2 separate regions of the Mus musculus genome follow, and region 1 is linked to region 2. Evidence: chromatin contacts called from ENCODE Hi-C or POLR2A ChIA-PET data. All regions are on one chromosome and are shown on one strand. The core of a region is the stretch at or near the end of the contact, and the rest is flanking DNA. Distances in the headings are between cores, read along the strand shown.

Region 1 (5,699 bases), core at 2,881-5,380, 950 kb before region 2:
ATCCAATCCCGGGAGAACTAAAGTGAACTTTTTTTTTTTTTTTTAAAGTTTTGAAAAGGCTATTTCCTAGCTATTTTTATCACCAAAAAGGAAAAGAGGAACGAAGAGGAAAGGAAGGAGAGGAAGAGAAAGGGAAGAAATAAAGGGGAGCGAGTGAATGAGGCGGGAGCCTTGGCTTTTGCAGTGACTCAGCCTTTAGGCTGGTGAAGGCTGAGCTGGTACTGAGCCGGAGGGGCGGAGCTTCACAGTTTCGTCCCCTGAGGCCTTTTCTTTTTGGAGAAAGTTCTGAGCTGGAGCAGGCAGGGGGCCAGGCAGGGTGGAGGCTCCCCGCCTCCTAGCTCTGTAGGGGTCCTTGGGCCCCAGGATCCTGGGACTCTGAGGGTGTGTGGGCAGATCCTGGCCAGGCTCCACAACCCTGACACAGGATAAGCAGGATAGCATAGTGACAACTTCCTGTGGGTCCAACCCCTGCCTGGAGGTACAGTTTCTGGGTTCAGCCTCAGTTCTACTGGGGTTCCTCCTCTATTAAACCCCCCTGATTTGAACAGGGCTGTTCAACTTCTCAGTGTGTGCTAGTTCACAAGATGCCCAGTCAGGCACTCATGGCCTTCCTTCCTTTTTTCCCTGGGTCTCTTGGGAAGCAACAGAAGTGACAAGTGACTCCTCAAGAGACCCACCCTAGGCTGTGTGAGCAGTTGAGGGGACCCTAGGGCCTGGATAAACTTCAGTAAGGCACTGCTCAGAACATCCCCCGGGGTCACCTGCTAGCTTTCCAGAGCCCACAGTCTGTTCTTTGAGCAGTTTGGGGACTCCTGGGGACAGGCAAATAGATGGCCTCCATCAGAGGGTAGGGTACAGGTCATTGGGCCTAAGGCCATCTGTGGGATGACAATAACAAACCTGCCCAGTAGGCCAGGCCTACAGCCTAAGTGCACATCATGTGGGCCTTGGCAGCTCACCTGCTTGGGAGCTCGGTGCCTGTCTGGGGGACTTGCCCAGGCAGCACACGCTTGGGCCTCCCCACAGTAGGAGAACAGCAGGGCCTGCTTCTAGGAGGTTTTGCTCCTTCTTAGGTTTCCTGGGCACTGGGAAGCCCTAGGCAGGCTCTCAGCCATACACAGGGCCCTTGACCTTGTAGATGGCTCAGGGAGATTCTGCCCCTTGCTTAAGGGCTAGTCAATACCCCTGTGAACCTTGCCTGCTGGCCCAGGTATATTGCCTTCGGTTTCCCTAAGTTATGTGTCAATCAGCAAGCCTTTCTGGGTATTTGGTACTGAGACCCAGCAGGGCCAGGACCTTCCACAGAGACCCAAGCAGACAAGGTATCACCAAGGCTTAGCTGACAAGGGTTTTTGGGAAGAAAGCCCAGAACTGAGAGGGCATCTTGCAAGACAGGGGTCCTGGAATGTGCTTTCACACTGGCACAGCTGGGGTAACCAACACCAGTCACAAGGGAGCCAGCCCTGGCCTGCCTGTCTGGAACAACAGTTCAGGCCATTGAAAGCACATATGGAGATATAGTCAAACCTCTGAAAAATGTTCAAAGCAGTACTTAAAGTAGAAAGAGTAGACTGGAAGCTACTGACTTAGTAGGGGGAAAACTGAGGCCTAGAGCCTTGAAGGGCCCAAAGTAAGCTAGTCAGTTAGTAGCTATGATTCAGAGTCCAGGGATCCAGCTCAGGGGTCCACCAGAAGACAGACACGCTGTGGTGGACACAGTGGTCAGAAGGAAGCACCCTTTAGGTTGGACACTTCTTGGATCGCTAAGTCCAAGCGTTGTAAGCAGTGGGATTCCGAGGGTGGTGATCTGGAATGTTCCTGTAGCTGCCTGTTCTGACAGCACCCCACTCAGGACAGAACACTCACACCCTGGACCACTTCATGCTTGCACCCCTTCCCTGTGTTGTCCTCTTTGTCACTCCACCCAAGCATACCATGTGCCCTGAACTGGCTTGACTGACAGTTACTCTCCTAGGGACATCTCTGAGCCTCTCCTGAGAACTGGGTAGTCTCATTCTACCTGCACCCTAACTTCTGGGTCCCACAAGGCACAAGGTGAGATCCTGCAGGAGGGAGAGGCACCTGTAGCCCAGGCTCCGGAGGCCTAACCCCCCTGGTACTCCTGGGACTCTATGCTGCCCATCATACCTGCATACAGACCTGCTCCCTCCAGGACAACCAGGCCATGCTGGTCTGCATTCATGATGCGATGCAGATGCAGGTGGTTACAATGTTACAGGTCTATCAGCAACAGAACATCTGAGGCTGAGTGAGTATTTAGCAGGAAGAGTGACAGCTTTGGTTTTGGTGTGTGTGTGTGTGTGTGTGTGTGTGTGTTGTGTGTGTGTGTGGTGTTGTTGTTGCTGTTGTTTCTGTTGGTTGGCTGGTTGTTTTTACCCTCCAAGCCCTTTTCCTGGTAGACACAGGACTAGAAGGACCAATATCTCCTGTCTACTGTGTGAAACAGCTTCACACCCACTTGCCAAGAACTTGAGCCCTGCCCCCCACCCAGGCCATTTTTCTGGCTCAGCTGTCCCAGGGTTCCACAGCTAAGTTCTCCTGCCTGTGTGGTTGGCCTCTACTTATAAAAAGAGCCAACAAGTGTTTGTGTTCAGCTGGTCTGCTGTGCAGCCATACTCATTGCTAGACAAAGACAGTGGAAGAGATACAGACACCCATGGACAGACGGGATGGCAGGTAGGCAGATGTCGCCAGGTCAGCGCAGGTCTCCAGACTCCAGAAGGATAAGGCCTTCTTTGTATCCAAGTCAGGCTGCCTGCTGACAAAGCTGGAATATAGTCGACACATAAGCAGTTAGAGGCCTTCAGGACCCATCTCAGAAGAGGCACTTGCAGTCAGGCGTTCCTTCTATGGAACTGCTCTCTGGAGCTGCAGATCTCTTATATAAATATTTCTGTAGCATTGGGCGCTTTTTCTCTCGGGTACTGACCCCATGCTGCTAACCCCCAGGCTTGAGGCCAGTTTCTGAGAGGAGCAGGAGATGGGGGCTGGACAGCTGTTGGCACTGGCCCTTTAGTGCCTTTCAGGAACAGGTGTGTCAAGGGAGATGGGAGGGTCCTAGGACAATATAATCTGGGGCCCTTATTCCTTGTTGAACTCACCACCGTGTTTTAGGATGGGGAGGTGTTGTTCGTTCCAGATTCCATTGAACTTTAACTGCAAAGGGATAAGGAAGGCATCTTGGACGCCCAGTGCTAAGCAGCTTAGCACAGGATGTCCAAACATCAAGGTGGAGATAAAGCATGAGAGGCTGTGTTGACGCTAGCAGTCATTGTACTGGAACTCTGCACTTTCCCAGGCCACCTAAGTCGGACACAGCCAGGGACCAGTGAGAAGGGTGACCGTGGAACGTCTAGACTCGGGTTCCTGCTGGGAATCGAGAGCGCAATCTGTCCAGCAAGGCACTAGTCCTTGGGGAGTTCCCTTAGGGAGCCCCGAACTCCCTTCTACAGAGGCTGCGGGCGCGACGCCATCATCGTTTAAGGTCAAGCGTTCCGGAAGTCATGGCTAAGAGTGCCTGGCCTCAATCCTCCTGATGCCTATAGCCGAGACCAAACAGCTCCCAGGAGTGGAGCCCTAGGGACAGGACACGCGCAACGCTGCCAGGGCGCCACATTTAAACTCCTGCCCCAGGATTCCCCCCAAACTTGACTTCAGCTGCTCCTGCCCACGGTCCTAGACCTAACTCCAGGATGGAGCTGGTTCCCCGTGCAGCTTTCCTTTCCCACAAGACCCGTACCTCCTCTACTATTGAAATGCAAATTCTGGCCAAATGTCGCAGAGGGCGGCTACACACAAAGCCTGATCCTTCCGCAGCGCCAGCTCAAACTTTTGGTCTCTGTAAACTTTCGAACAAGAAGTAGTTCCTAGATGCCCATTCCATACACCCCTCCATTCCTCCTTGTCTTGCGAACCATAAGATCCTTAGATCCTGGCTCGGGACGCGCTCCCTAGCCCGGACAGGCGCAGAACCCACCAAAGCGCTGGGAGGGACAGGGTCCACAAGGGGGTAAGGGTTCGCAGGAACCAGGGGCGGAGCCCGCTGGGATGGGGCGGGGCAGGGGCGGGCCCCCATAGGGGCGGAGCGCCCGCCCGCTCAGAGCCTCACTAGTGCCTCTGCCGCGGGAGGGAGCGCAGGGGCGTGGGGCGCAGGGCGCGGGCGCTGGGCGCGGGTGCGAGCGCAGTGAAGGAACGAGCCCGGGTGCCTTGTAGGGCCCAGCGCCGCTGAGAGCCCAGCGCCGCCCACCCGCCAGGAAAGAGGGCATCAGAGGGTGGACGCCTGCGGGACCGCCGGTGGTGTGCGTCAACGTCCGATCCCCGCCGGCCACCCCAAGAGGCCGCCGCCCGGGCTGCGGGCAGCTGGCGAGCAGGCATGCCACGGCTCCTGACGCCCTTGCTCTGCCTAACGCTGCTGCCCGCGCTCGCCGCAAGAGGTAGGCTCCCGCGAGCCCGCAACTTCGGGCGCCTTTCAGAAACTTCTGTTGCGCCCTGCGCACGCTTTGGGTAGATAGGAGTAAGGGACCAGCTGCCAGAGTTGAGAGCCAGAGCGGGTGGACGGGACCGTGGGACCTGGTGTCCTGGCGTGTGAGGAGGACCCTTCTCTTTCCAGGGGTACCCACTTTTCTCATAGCGCCCAAAGACGCTGGAAGTGTGGTATGGGGCCCCGGAGGCCCAACCCTGGCTCGCACTTGGGTAGACGCTCCTGGGGCTCGCCGCGGGGGCGGACATGCTGCTTGCGCCTCTACTTTTCGATTTGAATCGAATCGGTTTTGGTTTCCTGTTGCTTCTTGGGACCATTTATTTTCATTCTTCTTTGCCTCCGGCCCGTGCTAGGGCGGATGTTGGGGTGCAGTGTGAGGTCAGGGGCGCTATACTCTCGTTGCTTACTTAGAGCGGGGCAGAGACGATGTGCCCTGGACTCCTAGTATGGGGTTTTGGGATCGCTGTCCCCTAGCCGGAATCAAACTTTCGAAGAGGGGCGATGTGCAGGCGGCTTGCTGCCTAGGGTGGGCGTGGGACTGACTCATTTCGGAAGTTTGAAAATCCTGTGCTGATTGGAACGGGAGCCGGAGAGGGGAGCCCTTATTTCCCTTCCGGCTTCACAGAACGGGGTACTCCTGTTGTAGTAACCAACTGCACTCTTCTCCCAGTAATCGAAGGAGAGAACTGCCTGCCCTTTCCTTAAAAGTGGGGTTTTATGTGACGCTCGAGCTCAGCCCTACATCGAGGCTTAATTTTTAGAGCTCTTTAAGATGGCGTGGGAGGGGCTTGATTAATAATAGCCCCTTCCCGAGAACGGGGTGGAATTCCTTCTAAGTGGGGTTTCTAAGACCCCCTCCCTGGGTGCGGCGGGGGCTGCCCCTGGAGATGCCTGCGAACAGGTATTGGGTGTCGGAGTAGGCGGGGCAGGTCTCCGGGTGCGGCCCCGCTGCCCCAGGAGGCGGCCCTGGCGCGACAATGGGCCGCTCTGATTCCCGGGCCGGCGCTTTGTTGGAGGGCGGGGTGGCGGGCTCCGCAGCTGTCGCTTTTTCCCACGATCCGGGGAGCTGAGTGTGGCCACCCCCTCCCTCCTGCGGTCCCCTCGTATCTTGTGTTTGAACTGAGGCAAGGGTGGAGGCTTGTCGGGGGGCTTTGCTGGGCACCTTAATCCCCTCCCACTTTGGCTGTGTGGTTAGAAG
Region 2 (5,417 bases), core at 1,073-3,572:
CTGAGCCGCTAAGATGGCCTAGAAAACCAAAAAGTAGTTTTCAATCAAAATGAGCTTTGGGGGAGCACGGAGCACAATTTAAGCAGCTGTTTACAGATCATGTGGTGCTAAATCTACAAGCCTGCCACCCAATGCTAGGTAAAGCCAACCAAACTCACCATAAGAGTGTCCCCTGCCTGGCTCTGGTTTTACTTCCCATGTTTTTGGTAAACACATGGTCATCTTTAGTTCAGACACATACCTGGGAATTTCCAGGTAATAAACAATTCATAATTTTAAAATTTGTGTATTTTCTGAAAAGTGTGATGCGCTTTCATACTGTACCCACTGTCTCACCTAAGACAGTGTCCAGTGTCTGTCCTCTGTCCAGTGCTGTCTCAGCAGTGTATGCTACCTGCCTCTTACTCATCCATCTGTCAACCTTTTTGGATCCCAGATAACTGTCAAGGCACCAAAACAGACTTCATGTTCGAGAAATCATGATGGAGGAGCCTGATGCTACATAATCACGGCTTGGTGATTCGCATGGCTTCAGAATATCATTGAGATAATCTATCACTTCACACCATCCCTAAAAGAAGGGTGCATATAGGACCCCAGGAAACCACACTGGCACAACTCCTATTACAGTGTACTGTTACAGCTGTTCTTTTCAACCATTACTTATGACTGGCTTACATGAGTATTTGTCTGCATACAGCGCCCATAGAGCCAGAAGCGGGTGTTGGGGTCCACCAGACCTGGAGTTACTGGCAGGTGTGAACTGCCATGTTGATGCTGGTACCTGACCTTGGGTCTGTAAGAACAGCAAGTATTCTTCACCACAGAGCCAACTCTCCAACCCTTATTACTATTTCTTACTGTGCCTAATCTATAAACTTCTTCATGGGTGGGTATATATGAGTAGGAGAACACACACTACATACAGGATCCAGCACAACTCAGTTTCAGGCATCTACTGAGCAGCCTCAGAATGTGTCCCCAAAGAAACAGGGGTACACTGTACACACATATCTAGATAACATGCATTGAACTACTGCTAAAAGAACCAACTCACTTTTACACTAAGACAGGTGTGAGCTGGGTATGGTGGCACAGGACTGTGATCCTAGCCCTCAGAAGGCTGATTCAAGCCTTCTTAGTGCTAGATACACTAGACCCAGAAATCAATATCAGAGCACGTGCATGCGCACACACAGTACAGGCGACCAGGTTCTTTATTGGAAACAGAGCTAGTTTTCTTCCAAACTCTGCTATAAAGCAGAAAGGTGTGGAATGCTGCCCTGGCTTCTTCGGCCAGTACGGTTCCTAATGAGAAATGACACACCCCACAGTAGTCTCAGTAGTCTCCCTGGGAAGTAGGACCACTAACGATGATGCCTGGGCCACAGTAACTGAGTATTAACATCCTGCTTCAGAGGAGTGGCATGTGAGCGTCTCTGTGTAATATGCTCAGACTTTCTACACACTTAAGGATGATTCCAAGTTCTCCTGAAAAGAGGACTGTGGACTTGGCTTCAACTATGGCAAATAACTCCAGCTCTGGTCAGTACCACTTAGGGAACCACAGCATCCAGGGCTCAGGGACACAGAGTTCACCTATGGAGAGGACATCAGACCAATGTCTCACACAGCCCTCTTTATAGGCTGACATCGCCTGGGTGGGCATCATGGGCAGGAAGCCACCAGTGATGCCAGCACAGGCTGATACCAGGTAAGGGCAAAACCTTCAGCAGGACTGCCCCTACCCTGGTTCCCAAGTTTCCTGCGCCTAATGCCCACGTTGCCCACCCCACATTTAGTGACCAGCCAGGTTCTCTGACCCACACTTGCACCTGTTCTCAATCCTGTTTTCATCTCCATCCAGGTCCTCACCCAGGCCTGTCCCAGTCCAGAGCCCAGGCCACATTCCCATCCCCCTGCTCCGACCTTTGCCCCAGCCTCGCGCAGGTCAGCTGCCCTCTACCCCAGTCTTTTCCCGTACTCCATCTCCAAGGAGTACCTGTTGTCCCCCAAGGTCTCCACCCTCGAAAGATCCGTTCGGGTCCCCACCCACTGCCGGATTCCCCGGCTCGGCCCAGCGACCGCAGAGCGCCGTGCGGCCCGGCAGCTTCCCGCCGCCCCCCGCTGGCTGAGCACCTGCTTAGACTTGGCCTGTGCGGCCGTGGGGCCCTTCTTGCGCAGCACCGTCACGGTGTCCCAGTCACTCTCGGCCATGGCGCGGCGGGGGCAGCGATCCGTCCGGCGGCTCTGGCAGCTGCTCGAGACCCGGCGCGGCGACGCGACGTCCCTTCGTCGCCTCCCCGCTTCCGGCGCCAGCGCCTCGGTCCCGCCCCTGGTTCCCATTGGTCGGTGGTTCCAGGAGCCCGCACTTCCCGAGCTCTGCGGCCAATCCGCACCCGGCTAGTCTAGGGACCCGCGGGGGCTGCCCGCGGGCGGCGCGTGGAGGGCGACGCCTGATCGCCGCCACGGTTCCAGTCCCGTGTCCCTGTGGCTGCGCAGGGCGGAGCGCCAGGGGTGGGAATTGTGTGGGGATCGAAGGGAGCGGAGAGTGAGGGACCCTAAAGGAGAGAAGAGCGGAGAGGACATGGAGAGCAGACGGGAGGACCGAAGAAGAGAGTGGAGGATCCCGAGAAAAAAAGTGCAGAAGAGAGAAGAACCTTAGTAAAAAGAGTGGGGACCCGGAAGAGAGCTGGGGCGGAGAGGGAACACAGGTATCTGCGAGGGGAGTGAGGCACGGAGAAGGGGGCCCTGGAGACCTACACACACGCCATGCTAGCACAGGTGCCGTACAAGTGGGATCCTACTGATCCCAGCCGGTCTCCACCACCTTACTTCTGGAGAACCTGGGCCAGCGTCCCCCACACCAGTGGGTATACACCTGTCTTCCAGGCCACGCCTTAGGAGATCCCAGGATAGAATCCAGGTTCTCTTGTGCTTGTAGCTTGGCATTATACCAGTACTTCGAAGTTCCTTTGGAGGTGCTCTCTGGGAGAGAAACAGCAGCTGGCAAATTTTGTGGGGCCAGAAACATGTGAACCATTGATGGCTTCTTTGGAATACATAGAAACAAAATTACTTTAAAAATAAGCAACTCAGCCTCGAGGTGGTGGTCTTTAATCCCAGCATTCGGAAGGCCGAGGCAGAAGAATCTTTGGGTACGAGGTCAGCCTAGTCTACCAAACGAGCTCCGGGACAGCCAAGGCTACATAGAGAAACTGTCTCAAAAAACAAACAAAAACACCCTATAAATACAAAAATACACACACACCAAAAAAAGGAGCCTGGAGAGATGCTCTCTCTCCAGGAACTGCTCTTCCAGAGATCCTGAGGTCCCAGCAACCACATAGTGGTTCTTGACATCTGTATTTGAATACTATGCCTTCTTCTGATGTGTCTGAAGACAGCTACCGTGTACTCATATACATTAAATTAATAATAATAATAATGTAAATTACTTCTGCAACACCCGTATTTGCCAGGTGGAGATATGAGGATCAGAAGGTCAAGGTTATCTTTAGCTACAAAGCAAGTTTGAGACCTTCCAGGACTACATGGAACCCTGCTTGGGGAGGAAAACAAAATGATTATAGAGGCATAGTGGCTAAGAGCATTTGCTGCTCTTGCAGAGAACCTGAGAACAGCAGGATGTAACTCTAACTCCAGCGGCATTGATTCCCTCTTCTGGCCTCTGAGGGCACTAGGCACACAGTTGGTGTACAGACATGTAAAGGCAAAATGCCCATACACTTAAAACAAGATGGAATACACACCACACACACTCCACACACACACCACACATACATGGTGGTGGTGGTTTGGTTTGGTTGGTTTGTTTGTTTGTTTGTTTAAAGGCTCACTGTGTGGACTGGCTAGTCTGGAACTCATAAAGATCTGCCTGCTTCTACCTCCTGACTAGTGGGATTAAAAGCATGCACCTTCACTCTGGATACCAAAAAATAAAATAAAATAAAATTTTTAAAAAATCACACTTTAATTTTATTTTTAATTAAAAAATGGGGTGATGGCTTTGCAGTAAAAAGCACCGACTGCTCTTCCAGAAGACTTGAGTTTAATTCCCAGCACCTACAAGGTGGCTCCCAGGCATCTATAATTCATCTCAGGGGCTCAGATGCCTTCTGGCCTCCACAGACACGGAACACATGCTGTGCATAGATTTACATGCAGACCAAGTATCCATAAATAGAAAATAAAAGGTTTAAAATCTGTGGGGTTTTTGTTTTGTTTTGTTTTGTTTTGTTTTGAGACAGGGTCTCAGTATGTAACTTTTGCTGGATTGAATTTGATATGTAGTCCAGGCTGGCCTAAAAGATCACAGGGAGCCACCTGCCTCTGCCTCTGGAGGGCTGGAATTAAAGGTGTGCACCACCACTCCTGGCTAAAAAGTTTTAAAATAAATCTTTTTTTTTTTTAAGATTTATTTATTTATTTTATGTAAGTACACTATAGCTGTCTTCAGATACTCCAGAAGAGGGCGCCAGATCTTGTTACAGATGGTTGTGAGCCTCCATGTGGTTGCTGGGATTTGAACTCAGGACCTCTGGAAGAGCAGTCAGTGCTCTTAACCCCCGAGCCATCTCTCCAGCCCTTAAAACAAATCTTAACAGTAAGTTACAGAAATACTTTTTTTTTCCTCCTGATGTGCATTTGTTTTCAATTTGGGGAGGGATGGTATGTGTGTAAGTCAGAGGACAAGGTGGCACACACCTTTAATTTCTGCCCTTGGGAAGCAGAGGCAGGTGGATCTCTCAGAGTCCCAGGTCAGCCAGAGATACACAGTGAGATCCTGTCTCAAAATAAAAAAGTGATAATATAAAATTTTATATTTATATAAATTATATGCATATAAATATATATTCTATACATAGCATATAAGTATAAATTATATACTATATACTTATATAATTTATATTTATATAAATTATAAATATATATATAAATATAAGTTTTATGAAGCCGTATAAACTGTGTGCCTCTCTCTGTTTTTGCTTGCTGTCTTCAGCTGTGTTCTCTGCCCTCTCATGAGCTTGGCAGAATTCTTTCCTAAGAGGATAACTCAGACATTTTCCAAGGGTTCGTCCAGGTTTCTCCATCCTGAGAAAATTCAAGACATCTCACTGATGAGCTCAGTGGTAACAGGCACTACAGGGCTGACCCTGAGACAAGAGTTCTGATAAATACAATTGCGTCCATGAACGGTAAAGGATCTTTTGGCTGCTCATTATGGAGCTCAGTCTGGCCTGGAACTCAGCTCCTTTCTCAGCCCCCTGGAAACCCAGGTGAGTAGCTGGCTGGTAGGAGTGTTTCTTTTTTTTTAAATGTTGTATTTATTTTGTGCATGCATTCATGTGTGGGTGGAGGGCTTCCCAGGAGTAGTGAGACACACTTCAGAGGAC

Evidence for each region. A loop is a pair of places that touch in the nucleus more often than their neighbours do. ChIA-PET counts read pairs that join two places held with the same protein, here RNA polymerase II (POLR2A).
Region 1: a loop to region 2 is called in a map of T-helper 2 cell, with 3 times the contacts of the local background. The contact joins the promoter of Notch1 here to the promoter of Edf1 in region 2. A Hi-C loop is called at or near these places in 1 of 37 maps with a recorded cell type or tissue (T-helper 2 cell). POLR2A ChIA-PET finds 5 or more read pairs at or near these places in 1 of 5 experiments (Patski).

What each region holds. Positions count from the first base shown.
Region 1 is chr2:26,502,253-26,507,951 of GRCm38, reverse strand. It overlaps Notch1 (notch 1), which reads left to right and starts at 4,130. Exons shown (of 34, transcript NM_008714.3): 1 at 4,130-4,454. The coding sequence starts at 4,394. Gm35978 (predicted gene, 35978) reads right to left here and starts at 4,025. Exons shown (of 2, transcript NR_132655.1): 1 at 3,123-4,025; 2 at 2,605-2,788.
Region 2 is chr2:25,554,752-25,560,168 of GRCm38, reverse strand. Edf1 (endothelial differentiation-related factor 1) reads right to left here and starts at 2,322. Exons shown (of 5, transcript NM_021519.2): 1 at 2,140-2,322; 2 at 1-18. The coding sequence starts at 2,217. It overlaps Gm35476 (a long non-coding RNA gene), which reads left to right and starts at 2,641. Exons shown (of 4, transcript XR_866044.3): 1 at 2,641-2,714; 2 at 5,024-5,300.